3 separate regions of the Homo sapiens genome follow, and regions 1 and 2 are each linked to region 3. A link is a contact called in ENCODE Hi-C or POLR2A ChIA-PET data. All regions are on one chromosome and are shown on one strand. Each heading gives the region's core, a stretch centred on a gene start or an enhancer-like site at or near the end of the contact. The rest is flanking DNA. Distances are from core to core; before and after follow the strand shown.

Region 1 (3,685 bases), core at 410-2,909, 850 kb after region 3:
TGGGTGTCAGATGGCTTCACCAGAAACTGCATTTAAACAGAGCCTTTGAGTCCATGTTCACGCTGAGGAATGGAGGCTTTTCCACTTTTAAAAGCAAGCAACGTTTTGTCATTTTGATGATGTTGAGGGATCTTAGTTTTCCCCAGTAACATCTTCATCGTGATCTTCTTAAAGATATTAGTCACCGTGTATTTTTTATAATGACTCTTAAATTTTCCCCTCATGTGACTGCTGATAGATGAAAGGAGGCCAAAACAACTAACTAACTGTTGTCCAGCCAGCACAGTTCGTTCCCATTTGTCAGCAGCTTCTTGGGCCTGAGCACTGAAAACCGTGCACTCCACAGCACTCCTTGTCCAGCATCCTCATGTGTCCCTGGGCACATGGTCCTAGCAGCAAACACTCTCCCCAGCATGTGTTGGGGCCCGGCTGCTGGCCTGGGCTGTGGCACTGCCATGGATTGTCCTGGCTCTTTTAAGGAAGCAAAATCCCAGAGCTCACGTTTGGTGAGAAGTTGGTAACTTCAGCCTTGTTCCGGCATTCTCTAGCCTGCCTGGTAGGGCTTGGTCCCCACAGTTGGGTGTGAATTGGGAGGAGGCTGGGCTGGTCCTAGGGACCGAATTCTGTTGGCCCCTGTATGGATCATGGATCTGGGCAGTCAGTCAAAGGTCCTGGGCTCCCTCTGCACTTGCCTCCATGGTCAGGCTTGAAAAGTGTTCATCTAGCTCTGCCCTCCTCACCTGGGGCCTTCTGAAACCAGTCACTCAAGGTCACGGCTGCCCATGGGAAACATCCATCCATTGCTTAGATGTGCAGATAGGGTGGGTTTTCCTCCATTTTGGGGGGAAGCTGTCCCGCTTGGTGAGGAAGAGCACAGGGCCTGTGGCCAGGCTGGCGCCCACGACACCATATCCTGGGCAGACTAGATGACCTCCCGTTGTGTCCGCAGGTCTGCAAGGTGGGGCGGTGGGCATCCACTTCATGGCTTCATGGTTCTTTCATTAGTCAAGTCCCACAGCTCATCAATAGGCTCATGGCTTTCGCCCTGTGTACTAGTGACCTGAATAAAGTTACAAGTGTTTGTTCTTATCTGTGTGTAGAGTAGGCTCAGGGTACTGTGAAATAGGACAGAGTGTGTTTTCCACCCTCACATTCATCCCTGAGTTTGGGAAGGGGCTCTCTGTTTGCCTCTGACCATTGCTTGCTGTCCCTTGTTCTAATGCAGTTTGCAGAAACTGCTGGAGAGGGGTGGGACCAGGAAGAAATGGGCAGTGCCCACACTTCCTGCTGCTGTATGTAAAGGTGTAATGTAGTACATACTTCAGGAGGTGCAGTGTGGTGAGACTTCCTGCTGCTGTATGTGAAGGTGTGGTACATACGGAGGTGCAGCATGGTGAGACTTCCTGCTGCTGTATGTGAAGGTGTGGTATATACTTCAGGAGGTGCGGTATATACTTCAGGAGGTGCAGCGTAGTGAGACTTCCTGCTGCTGTATGTGAAGGTGTGGTACATACTTCAGGAGGTGCAGCGTGGTGAGACTTCCTGCTGCTGTATGTGAAGGTGTGGTACATACTTCAGGAGGTGCAGTGTGGTGAGACTTCCTGCTGCTGTATGTGAAGGTGTGGTACATACTTCAGGAGGTGCAGCGCGGTGAGACTTCCTGCTGCTGTATGTGAAGGTGTGGTATATACTTGAGGAGGTGCAGCGTGGTGAGACTTCCTGCTGCTGTATCTGTGTTTATGTACCTGTGTGTATATCTGTGTGTGTACCTGTGTGTGTATCTGTGTTTCTATGTATCTGTGTGTGTGTCTGTGTTTCTGTGTGTGGGGTGTGTATCTGTGTTTCTGTATATCTGTGTGCGTTTCTGTGTTTGTGTATCTGTGTTTCTGTGTGTGTGTCTGTTTCTGTGTATCTGTTTCTGTATCTGTGTTTCTGTGTATCTGTGTGTATATCTGTGTATGTACCTGTGTGTGTATCTATGTTTCTGTGTGTGTATCTGTATGTCTGTGTATCTGTGTTTCTGTGTGTGTATCTGTGTGTCTGTGTGTGTACCTGTGTTTCTGTATGTATCTGAGTTGTCTTGTTAACAAAAATACCCATTTTGCGTTTTCTCCTCTACCTTTATTTTTAATTAATATTATATGGTGGCCATTATTCCATTTTTACGTATGAAGCTCAACGCCTTTCTCTCAAGTAGTCTAAGACATAGATATAAGTTGGACTGTTTTCTGGTTACCATTTTGCCAGCAACTTTGAGCACCTTTCCTCACTGTGTTAGTATTTCTGTAGGAAAGGTTCCTGAAAATGGAGCTGCTGGTTCAGAGTATGTATATTCCAAAACATTGAGCAAATGATACCCCCTCCCCAGCAGCCTGAGAGTCCATTTTCCCCACCCCCTCCACGAGCAGGCGGGATGGTGTTGCAGTTCATTCTAGGCAATGTGGCCAGTGGTGAAGATGGCGAGCCTGTTGGTGTTTGAGTGAGCAGTGCCGTCACCGTCAGTCAAGGGCGGGCATGGCTGTGTGCTTGCCCCCTCCCCAGGAGCACGTGAGCAACGTGCTTCAAAGTCGAGGGTGGCTGGTGCCCCGGAGCTGGGCAGCGGGGCTGCCCTGAGCAGGCTCTGTCTTCAGAGCCACCCTGTGCCCAGCATCTGGAGCCACGCAGGGCACGTGAGGCGGTTCCATCAGTGCTGAATGGAGGTTGCTTAGCGGCAGTGCGTTCACCTGTTCTTCTGTGGGGCATCGTCTTTGCTTGTTCCTTTGTAAGTACTGTTTATATGTTGTTTGCAATGCTGTGTTTTCATGTATTACAGAAGTTAGATTCCAGTCTGTCATTTGTCTTTTAGAATTATCTTTTTATTTATTTATTTATTTATTTATTTTGAAACGGAACGTCGCTCTGTCGCCCAAGTGAGACAACCTCCGCCTCCTGGGTTCAGGGGATTCTCCTGCTTCAGCCTCCTGAGTAGCTGGGACTACAGGTGCCACTACCACACCTGGCTAATTTTTGTATTTTTAGTAGAGACGGGTTTCACCATGTTGGCCACGCTGGTCTCAAACTCCTGACTTCAGGTGATCCACCTGCCTCAGCCTCCCAAAGTGCTGGGATTACAGGCATGAGCCTCCATGCCCGGCCAGAATTATCTTTTTATTTTCACCGAAGTAAATAAACGTACATTTACATAGACCCCCATGATGTTCATGATAGGAGAACGGCCGTCCCTGACTGCCTGTCCCGCCTGCGTTATTACAGCGTGTGTCACGTTCACAGCAGAACCAGAGTCCACCTGGACTGCATTCACCTCGTAGAAATTTTTCCGGAAGTTGATCATTTTTTTCATTTGCTTAGTTTCACACCTGCCTGCTATCAATTCAGGCCCACATTTCAGCAGACCTAGGAGACCCTCCTCTGCACAGCAGGCCGCCTGGTGCTTCTGGCCCCACTGCCCGGTGCGTGTGAACGGTCTGCTCTCCCGGCCTGGCCCCCGCCTCCTCTCCCGGGCTCCGTGGCCTCCTTTCTGCGGCCTCGCCATCTTGGTCATGCACGTCTTCCAGTGGCTCTTGGAGAAGTCGTGCATGGAGCATGAGTTTTTGGAGTCCTCATTTGCTGGTAAATCACTTTATTCTGTCGCACTCTTGGATGATCAGTTGGTTGGGACGGGTTTCCTGCAGGGTTTTCAGGTCAT
Region 2 (4,080 bases), core at 42-2,541, 880 kb after region 3:
GAACTAGAGGTATTAATTGATCAAAAAGGCAGGCAGGGCCTGATCAGAAGTCAAGACCTTTTGTGACCCAGAGGTGCTAATGAGCAGCCCTGCAGATCCAGACAGACGGGTGCGATTGTGGCACCCAGAGCCAGTAAGGCTTCAGGGCACTGACACCCAGTAACCAAACTCACAGGAGACTGATGAAGAAGGCCAGTGAATGACTGGTTAATTTCCATTGAAACATTAAACTTCTGAGTCAGCAGAAATACCTAAGGCATTTGGGCAGCCAGCTGGAGCCCCGTATCTGCAGCTAGAGTGCCCTCAGGAAAGTGGCTTCCTCCCTGTAGGCAGGAAGCCAGTCCGAGGAACCACAGCTCTGTAGGATTTGATTCTATCCTCCAGCAGCAGAGCTGCTGCCTCGGCTGCAGGAGCCACTGGCTCGTTCCCTCCCTTCTCTCTGGACTCCATGCCGGCCGTGCCGTTGAGCACCTCCCCAGCTTCCTGACTGCCAGCTGTGTGGCCAGACGCTGCATCTCCACCCCCAGCAGCACCTTGGAAGCCAGGAGCAGGACGCCCTGCAGTAAACTGTTCCCCTTAATTCTCAGCTACAGTTCTTAAATGCTTGCCACTGAATGAATCAGTGTGGGGCCTTGTACCTGGAGCACCTAGACCCAAGCCTGCCACACACGGGATCAGTGCTCAGTGGTCTCCAGAGGCTTCTGGGTCAGGAGCCCTTCTCCACCGAGCTTCCCCCAGTGGCTGGCATTGGGTGCTATTTCTCCTTCTTGTTCAGAGGGGGGCCTGTCTCTAATTTCTGGGCCTTCTTAATTAGCACCCCGGGCACTAAACACTACAAAGCCCAGCAGAACTAACGCTTGGCAAAGACAGAGAGAGAAAGCCCCGGGCCTCTCTGGCACACACACGGTGCTTCATGGTGAACACTCGTCCACAGGTCCTGTCCGACAGGCCCAGGGTGGGGGCCTCTTCCTGTGGTCGGGCCTTGTAAGTTGATGAAGATCTGAAATTCAGTGTGCTATTATTAGGCTGATAAGAAATGGGAAACTATTTACATTAATAATTTTTAGGGCTAGTTTCTCATAGATCAGCCTTTACTTTGAGAAAAAGAGGCTTGTTATATTCCAAGCATGAGATGATTATTAGAAACACTTATTTTCTGTTCTCTCTGGAGAGTAATAGGCAGAACCCCTTATCAGGGAAACGTCGTAGTACACGGAGCAATTTGCCGAGGTAAACATAAGGCGGGGCACCTCCAGCCCGCGTCGGGGAGGATTGCTTATTAACCACTTAACCGCGTGGGGCCCACGGCAATCCCAGCTGAATTTGGTCAGCAGCAGACTGGGGGCCTGTGGGTGCTGGCTCCTGCTCCAGCTCCTGCTGCAGCTCCTCCCACTGTCTCAGGGCTTCCTTCTTCTCTGCTCCCTCCTGGCTCTGATTCCTTTTGTGTGTGTGTGTGTGAGACAGAGTCTCACTCTGTTGCCCAGGCTAGAGTGCAGTGGTGCCATCTCAGCTCACTACAGCCTCCGCCTCCTGGGCTCAAGCAATTATTCTGCCTCAGCCTCCCAAGTAGCTGGGATTACAGGCACCCACCATCACGCCTGGCTAATTTTTTGTTTGTTTGTTTGTTTTGTTTGTTTGTTTTTTTGGAGAGATGGGGTTTCACCATTTTGGCCAGGCTGGTCTCGAACTCCTTACCTCAGGTGATCCACCCGCCTCAGCCTCCCCAAGTGCTGGGATTACAGGCATGAGCCACCACGCCCAGCCTGATTCCTAAAGGCAGGACAGATCGGAGCCTGGCCGGGTAGCTCTGGTTTCCCCCAGTGCTGGCAGCACAGGGCTGGGCTCTGCCTTCATACAGGAGCTGGGATGTAGGTACCTGGTTTTCCATGTTCACAGGATTTGTTCATCAAAACTAAGACAGGATTGGCGCAGAGCTCCCAGCAAGGAGGCGCCCGGCTTTCTTTGTGCCTCGGCCTGGGTGGCAGGTTGCTGTGCTCTCCCTCAGCTGCTGTCTGGGGAGAGGCTTGGCAGCTGTGACCTCATCTCTGCCCTGCTCCCTCCACTCCACTCTGCCTCGTATGGGGGTTTGCACCTCAGCCTGTTCCCAGAATCCCTCAGGGTGTCCCAGGCCCCTGGCTGAGTGCCCCCCCCACACACAGAGCCCAGCCCAGCTCCATCTCATCAGAGAGGCACATCCCCACCAGCAGGCCTGCTCTAGGCCCCAAAGGTCCTGGGTGCCCAGAAGCTGATGGGCTGTTACTGCTTTTAGCCTGCACGAGGGTGTGTGGGATGTGAGACCAGGGAGGGGAGCGGCTGCAGATGAAGCCCAGTTGGCACTTTCAAGTCTGAGAGCCGATGGTGCTTTCTCGCCCAAGTTTGGCATGCAGATTCAATGCTGTTGGTCAGAACTAAGACCCACAAACCCAACAAGGGGGTTGGGCTTCGTGCCCACTCACCGTATGTGTGTGGTATGGCAGAGTGGACGCTGTGGTCCCCACATCTACATGGCCTTCGCATATCCCCCAGTGAAACCAGCGAGGGCCAGGCTGCCGCCCCAGCAAGAGCTTCTCTCCACACCTGCCAGGCCCTACTCCCCTGCACCTGCTCCAGGCTGCTCCTGGCTCAGCACCTCCTCAGAGAAGCCCTCCTTGATACCCCATACTGGGCCAGGCCTCCCTGGGACCCCCTGACTCAACCTGTGTTATCCTGTTAACGTAACCCATGGCAGGATCCCACGTGGACAGCCTGCCTTCCCTAGAGAGACCGTCCTGGGAGGCAGAGCCTGTGCTGGCCTCGTTCTTGGCTCTGGGCCCACTCAGGCTTCAGGGCACTCACAGGGAAGGCCTCTCCACGCAGCTGGCCTCCCGGCATCCTTGTGGCCCATGTATGGCCTGTGCGTGGACGGGAGACTTGCAAGAGAGGGCAACCCCTAGCCCTGCAGCCCAGGGGCGGGAGACATCCGCAACCGCCAACACGGCCGTTTCTTCCCCGCAGCAAGCCCTCCTGCTGGAGCAGCAGCGGATCCACCAGCTGAGGAACTACCAGGCGTCCATGGAGGCCGCCGGCATCCCCGTGTCCTTCGGCGGCCACAGGCCTCTGTCCCGGGCGCAGTCCTCACCCGCGTCTGCCACCTTCCCCGTGTCTGTGCAGGAGCCCCCCACCAAGCCGAGGTTCACGACAGGTAACACGTGGCCTTTGTGCAGCCTGAGGGTGCAACGCGGGCCACAGTGGGCACAGCGCGGGGGGCTCTTCCCGGCCCAGCTCTGCAGAGGCTGAGGAGGGGCTGGGCAGGCACGAGGGCCACGCTGGATGGTGGGGACCACACAGGTCTGTCACAGAGGCCCTCTCCCCGCCCTACACCCCACACCTTCAGTTCTGTCATGCTGGGGACCTGTCACGGGCTCACTTGCCCACTTTCCTGTCCCAGAGACCCATGGTCTCCTCCAAGAACAGTCCACAGCCCATGCCCGTGGGGCCATGAGAACCTACAGCTTCTGGTCCGGCTCAGGAATCATGAGCCCACGCTTCTCCGCTTACTCCCTCACACTTCGCCCACGTCCACAGCGTTGACGCTGAGGCTCCAGTGACAGGGCTGTGAATGGCTGGCGGGGGGCTGTGATTACACGAGAGCAGAGCCCGGGACCCCTGGGACACGCTGTGGGAGCCACACGTCCTCTGTCTGTGCCATCCCTCATACCATCCTCACCCCGGGGAGGCGATCTGCCAGCAGGGGTCCTTGGTTTTCCCTCACAAGAAGGAGGCAAGTAAGGCGTCCACCACGGCTGAGGAGGCAGGAGGGGCCGGGCCCTGGACTTGTCTGCCTGGAGCTAGCCAGAGCCGGGGAGGAGACTGCTGTCCTGGGCCGCCCCGCCACCCAGCCACCCCTGCAGGGGAGAGGAGGGAAGGAGGGCTGGCTTCTGGCAGGGCTTGCCTCTGAGACAAGCACAGAGGCAGGAGCGCTCTTCATGTTGTTATGATCTAATATTTCTTGTTAATGACGCACTAAGAAAAATGTTCTGTAAATACAGCACGGCTTCATTCTTCAGATGATTCTCATCACGTGGCTTAGTGTTCTGCAGT
Region 3 (4,247 bases), core at 702-3,201:
AGCAGTAACATGGTCATTGATGAGAATATCAGGTATTCTGTACTGTACATAATTGTATGTGCTGGACTCTTCCACGACTGGCAGTGCAGTAGGTTTGTCAATGCCACATCACCGCAGACACGGGAGTCATGCGCTGAGCCACGGCGCTGTGACAGCTGCTGTGATAGGAAGTGTTCAGCTCCACTAGAATCTTGTAGGACCACATTGTATATGTGACCTGTTGTGGATGGAAACGCCATGCTGTGCATAACTGGAAACCGGCAGGAACCTGTCACATGGTACAAACAACATGGGTTTCACAGGAAAGCCACGGGAAGGCTCTGTTGTGCACTCTCCATCAGTATAACTTTGTGAATTTGCCGTAACATTTCCATTTTCCCAAAATTCAGCTTTAGCTGCAGCTGTCAGGTTCCTCGTAGGAAACAGATGGCACATTTGACCAGAGAACAGAAGAGAGTTACGTAAAGGAACCATTGATAAAGAGCAGGGCAGGGTTGAGGGAAGCAACAGGATGGTGAGACACCCAGGCCATCCACAGTGGGAAACTGGCAGTTGAGGGCGGGGGCACTGGGTTTTGGAGTCCAGAGCTGCTGCTGCTGCTGCTATGGAAGAGGCTGTCCAGCATCAGATGGAGCCCGAGGGGGATGGGGAACCCGCATGCAGGGAACCAGCAGAACAATCATCCACCCAGCTGTGCTTGAAGTCAGAGGGCAGTAGAGCCCCTCGGATGCAAGGAGCCAGCCTCTGGGCACAGAGCACCTTGGAGGAATGGTAGAGAGGAGATCTAAAGGGCCAGGTGGAAAACAGCCCCAGACTGTCCACCCAGAGAATGCAGAGGACGGTCGGCATTCACCGTTGTTCCCTGTCCAGAATGAAAACGTGCATCCCTACGTGAAACAGGGGCAGCCACCATGTCATTGTGCGGTGATGACCATTCATAGTCTTGAGTTGGTCACTGCAGGTGTTTTTCATATAAAGTAGAGGGAGAAAGAAACAACCTGCCACAGAATTCCTGGAGTCCCCGCTTCTGTGGTGAGTTCGGAGACCCAAGTTCACTTTGGTAGCTTCCTTGGTTCCCACAGCCTCCTCCCCTCTGCCAGCAGCTCAGCTCCATGTGGTCCTTACCTGGTGCAGCATCCTGAGCCTGTGTGCTGTGGGTTGGAGCCTTGGGGGCTCCCTCTGTGGTAGCTGCCTATCTCTGTTCAGAATAAGATTTATCACAGTGAATGAGGACAGATACGCAGACAGATCAATACAAAAAAAGACATGTTGGACTCTGGAGAAATCCATGCACAGGCTCTTCCTCCTGTGAGGGACACTGACACATTGATTGAGCAACTTTCTCAAGCAGTGAAAAATACAGTAACATATGGGCAGTATTTCTGCCTGGAAAGCCCTTTAGACACTCACTGCCCGTAATTTTTACTGGGGGCTGGTCACGTAGGAATCCTCTGCTTCGCAACTACTCAGGTTCCAGACTCCCAGAAAGAAGGCAGGTGTTCTCCATAACTCCCATCGTACCCTGGTAGGGCTGAGTTTGCTGCCCAGCCTCATTAGCATGGGGCACTTTTTAGAAGCTGAGTTTCCAGAAGCCAACCAAGGGCCAGCCTCGCAAGGAGGCCCTGCCACAGACAGCAGCATAGGCCTGCTCTGTGTGTGGCGAAGGAAAGGCTTTCTGAGAGCGCAAGAGCTGTGCTTTTGGCAGAAAAACTTCAGGCAGGGGAGGCAAATCCGAACCTAGGAGATGTGGTTTTTTACCTTGGGCAGAGCCTGGGATTTTAACAGGACTGAGGTTTTGTAAGAGAGGGGCAAGGGAACTGAGCACAGACAAAATCGCATGTGAGTAGTGGTGAACCATGACGCTTAGTCTGGGTAAGGAGGAAAGTGAAGGAGGGAGGGGTGAGGGGACTGAAATGACAAAGTGGATGAGAGGCCAAAGGCACACCCTCTTGGAAGAGAAAGTCGGGAACAAAGGTTGAATATAGAATCAAATCACCTGCGCTTCTGCCACCACAGTGCCAGGATTAACAGTTGAATGCAGGTTCTTCCAGTCTTTAAATATTTGTGTGTGCATATATTTCTAAATATATCTTGTGTGTATTTTTGTATTCTACTTCCAATATTTTGAGCATGTTCCTGTTTTGTTAAACATTTTAAAATTTGATTTTTTCATGGCTCCCCATATATGCTGCACTTACCATTGATTGAGATGCAAATCAGGGCTTGGCAAACTGTTTGGCCTGTGGGCCAGATCCAGCCGTCAGCTGCTAAGAATGATCCTTAACGTTTTTAAAGGATTGGAAGGAAAAGGAAGGATTATGTGATGGAAACTGTATATAGCTCTCAAAGCCTGGTATTTGCTATCCGGCCATTTACAGAAAAAGTTTTGACTTCTCCGACACTACATAATCTGCATAATTTACTGTTTCTTTAAAATAGATCTCTTGGATTATTTCAGTTTCTTCATGTTCATAATACAGTAAAGAGCATGTAGTACCCCTTCTTGTTCAATTTCAGGTTACTTAAGGTATAAAAGTGGTCAGAGTATATGAACGCATTTTACAGCTATTGAGTTTTTGCAAAATGATTCTCCGGAATATGTGTACCAGTATTCATACTTGGACCTGGTTCTCTGAATTTCCCTATAAAGAATATAATTAAACAAAATGCAAACAAAAACTTTCGATTCTGATACCCATACAAGTATTTGTTTTACTTTGCATTTTATAAACACTAAACTTCAATTTATATTTTTATTGGCTATTTATTTGCTCTTTGTGAATTTTCCCTTCATATTTATTAACTTTTTCGAAGAACCTGGTTTTTGTTTTGATGATTTATCCAGTTGTTTTCTGTTTTATTGATGTATACCCTAGTTTTATTATTTTTTCTCTGCTTTCTTTAGGCTTCACTTGTTCTTTTTCTATAGATTCCTAAGCTTATTGACTTTAGATCTTTTTTCTTTTCTAATATAGTCAGCCCTTTGTATCCCTGGGTTCCGCATCCTTGGATTCAACCAACCTTGGATCAAAAATATTTGGGAAAAAAGCCAATAAAAATAACACAGCAATAAAAAAATAATAAAAATGTAAAAATACAGTATAACAACTATTTATATAGCATTTACATTGTATTAGATATTATAATACTATATTATTGTATTACATTGCATTAGGTATTATACATACTCTAGAGATGATTTAAAGCAGGGGTGTCCAATCTTTTGGCTTCCCTGGGCCACATTGGAAGAAGAAGAATTGTCTTGGACCACACATAAAATAACACTGACGATAGCTGATGAGTTAAAAAAAAAAAAAGGCAAAAAAACTCACAATGTTTTAAGAAAGTTTATGAATTTATGTTGGGCTGCATTCAAAGCTGCCCTGGGCTGAATACAGCCATGGGTTGGACAAGCTTCATTTAAAGTGTGTGGGGAGTGTGTGCATAGTTTATATGCAAATACTGTATGATTTTATGTAAGGGACTTGAGCATCCTCAGATTTTGGTATTAGTGGTGGTCTGGGAAGGAAGCCCTGGACAACAGAAGAATGGTTGCATATGCATCAGTGCTGTCAGTTTCCCTGTAGGTGCTGCTTTTGCTGTATCACACAAATGTGGATAAGTTGTATTTTTATTTTCGTTCAAAATGTTTTAAAAAATATTTTGAGACTTTTTCTTTGACCCACATGTTATTTAGAAGTGTGTTGTTTAATCTCCAGGCATGTAGGGATTTTCTAGGTATCTTTCTGTTGTTGATTTCTAGTTTAATTCTCTTGTGGTCTGAGAATACACTGTGTATGATTTCTCTCCATTTACATTTATTAAGGTTTTCTATGGCCAGTGTTTCCTATCTTGATTAGTGTTCCAATTCAGCTTGAGAAGAGTGTAGATTCTGCTGTTGCTGGAGTGTTGTATAAATGTCAGATCGAGCCGATTGACGGTGGTATTCAAGTCATCGGTATCCTTACTGATTTTCTCTCTGCTGGGTCCATCGGTTACTCAGAGTTGGGGTCATCGGTATCTTTACTGATTTTCCCTCTGCTGGATCTGTTGGTTACTCAGAGTTGGGGTCATCGGTCTCCTTACGGATTTTCTCTCTGCTGGATCTGTCGGTTACTGAGAGTTGGGTTTAAATTTCCAACAGCGCTGGATTTGTCTATTTCTCCCTTGGGTTCTATTAGTTTTTGCATCATATATTTTGAGGTACTGTTGTTAGGTACATAGTTTATTATCTTAGGTTATTATCT

Evidence for each region. A loop is a pair of places that touch in the nucleus more often than their neighbours do. ChIA-PET counts read pairs that join two places held with the same protein, here RNA polymerase II (POLR2A). Pooled maps may share reads with other maps.
Region 1: a map of heart right ventricle shows a loop between it and region 3 (2.9-fold over the local background). The contact joins two enhancer-like sites. A Hi-C loop is called at or near these places in 6 of 168 maps with a recorded cell type or tissue (CD14-positive monocyte, IMR-90, ascending aorta and 3 more), 11 of 37 single-sample maps with no recorded cell type and 20 of 50 pooled maps. POLR2A ChIA-PET finds 5 or more read pairs at or near these places in 1 of 52 experiments (activated T-cell).
Region 2: a loop to region 3 is called in a map of sigmoid colon, with 2.5 times the contacts of the local background. The contact joins two enhancer-like sites. A Hi-C loop is called at or near these places in 4 of 168 maps with a recorded cell type or tissue (PC-9, endothelial cell of umbilical vein, posterior cingulate gyrus and 1 more) and 5 of 50 pooled maps.

Annotation. Positions count from the first base shown.
Region 1 is chr2:239,148,570-239,152,254 of GRCh38, reverse strand. The region is part of intron 7 of HDAC4 (histone deacetylase 4); the gene reads left to right. Among named protein-coding and RNA genes, the nearest start is that of HDAC4-AS2, 43 kb to the left of the region's middle. Within about 2 kb of position 1,659, at least 12 of the 41 ENCODE cell types and tissues checked have a DNase peak (open chromatin) inside an H3K27ac peak, as active enhancers do.
Region 2 is chr2:239,110,627-239,114,706 of GRCh38, reverse strand. It overlaps HDAC4 (histone deacetylase 4), which reads left to right. Exons shown (of 27, transcript NM_001378414.1): 14 at 2,995-3,181. Among named protein-coding and RNA genes, the nearest start is that of MIR4441, 27 kb to the right of the region's middle. Within about 2 kb of position 1,291, at least 9 of the 41 ENCODE cell types and tissues checked have a DNase peak (open chromatin) inside an H3K27ac peak, as active enhancers do.
Region 3 is chr2:239,995,880-240,000,126 of GRCh38, reverse strand. The region is part of intron 8 of NDUFA10 (NADH:ubiquinone oxidoreductase subunit A10); the gene reads left to right. Among named protein-coding and RNA genes, the nearest start is that of NDUFA10, 27 kb to the left of the region's middle. Within about 2 kb of position 1,951, at least 2 of the 41 ENCODE cell types and tissues checked have a DNase peak (open chromatin) inside an H3K27ac peak, as active enhancers do.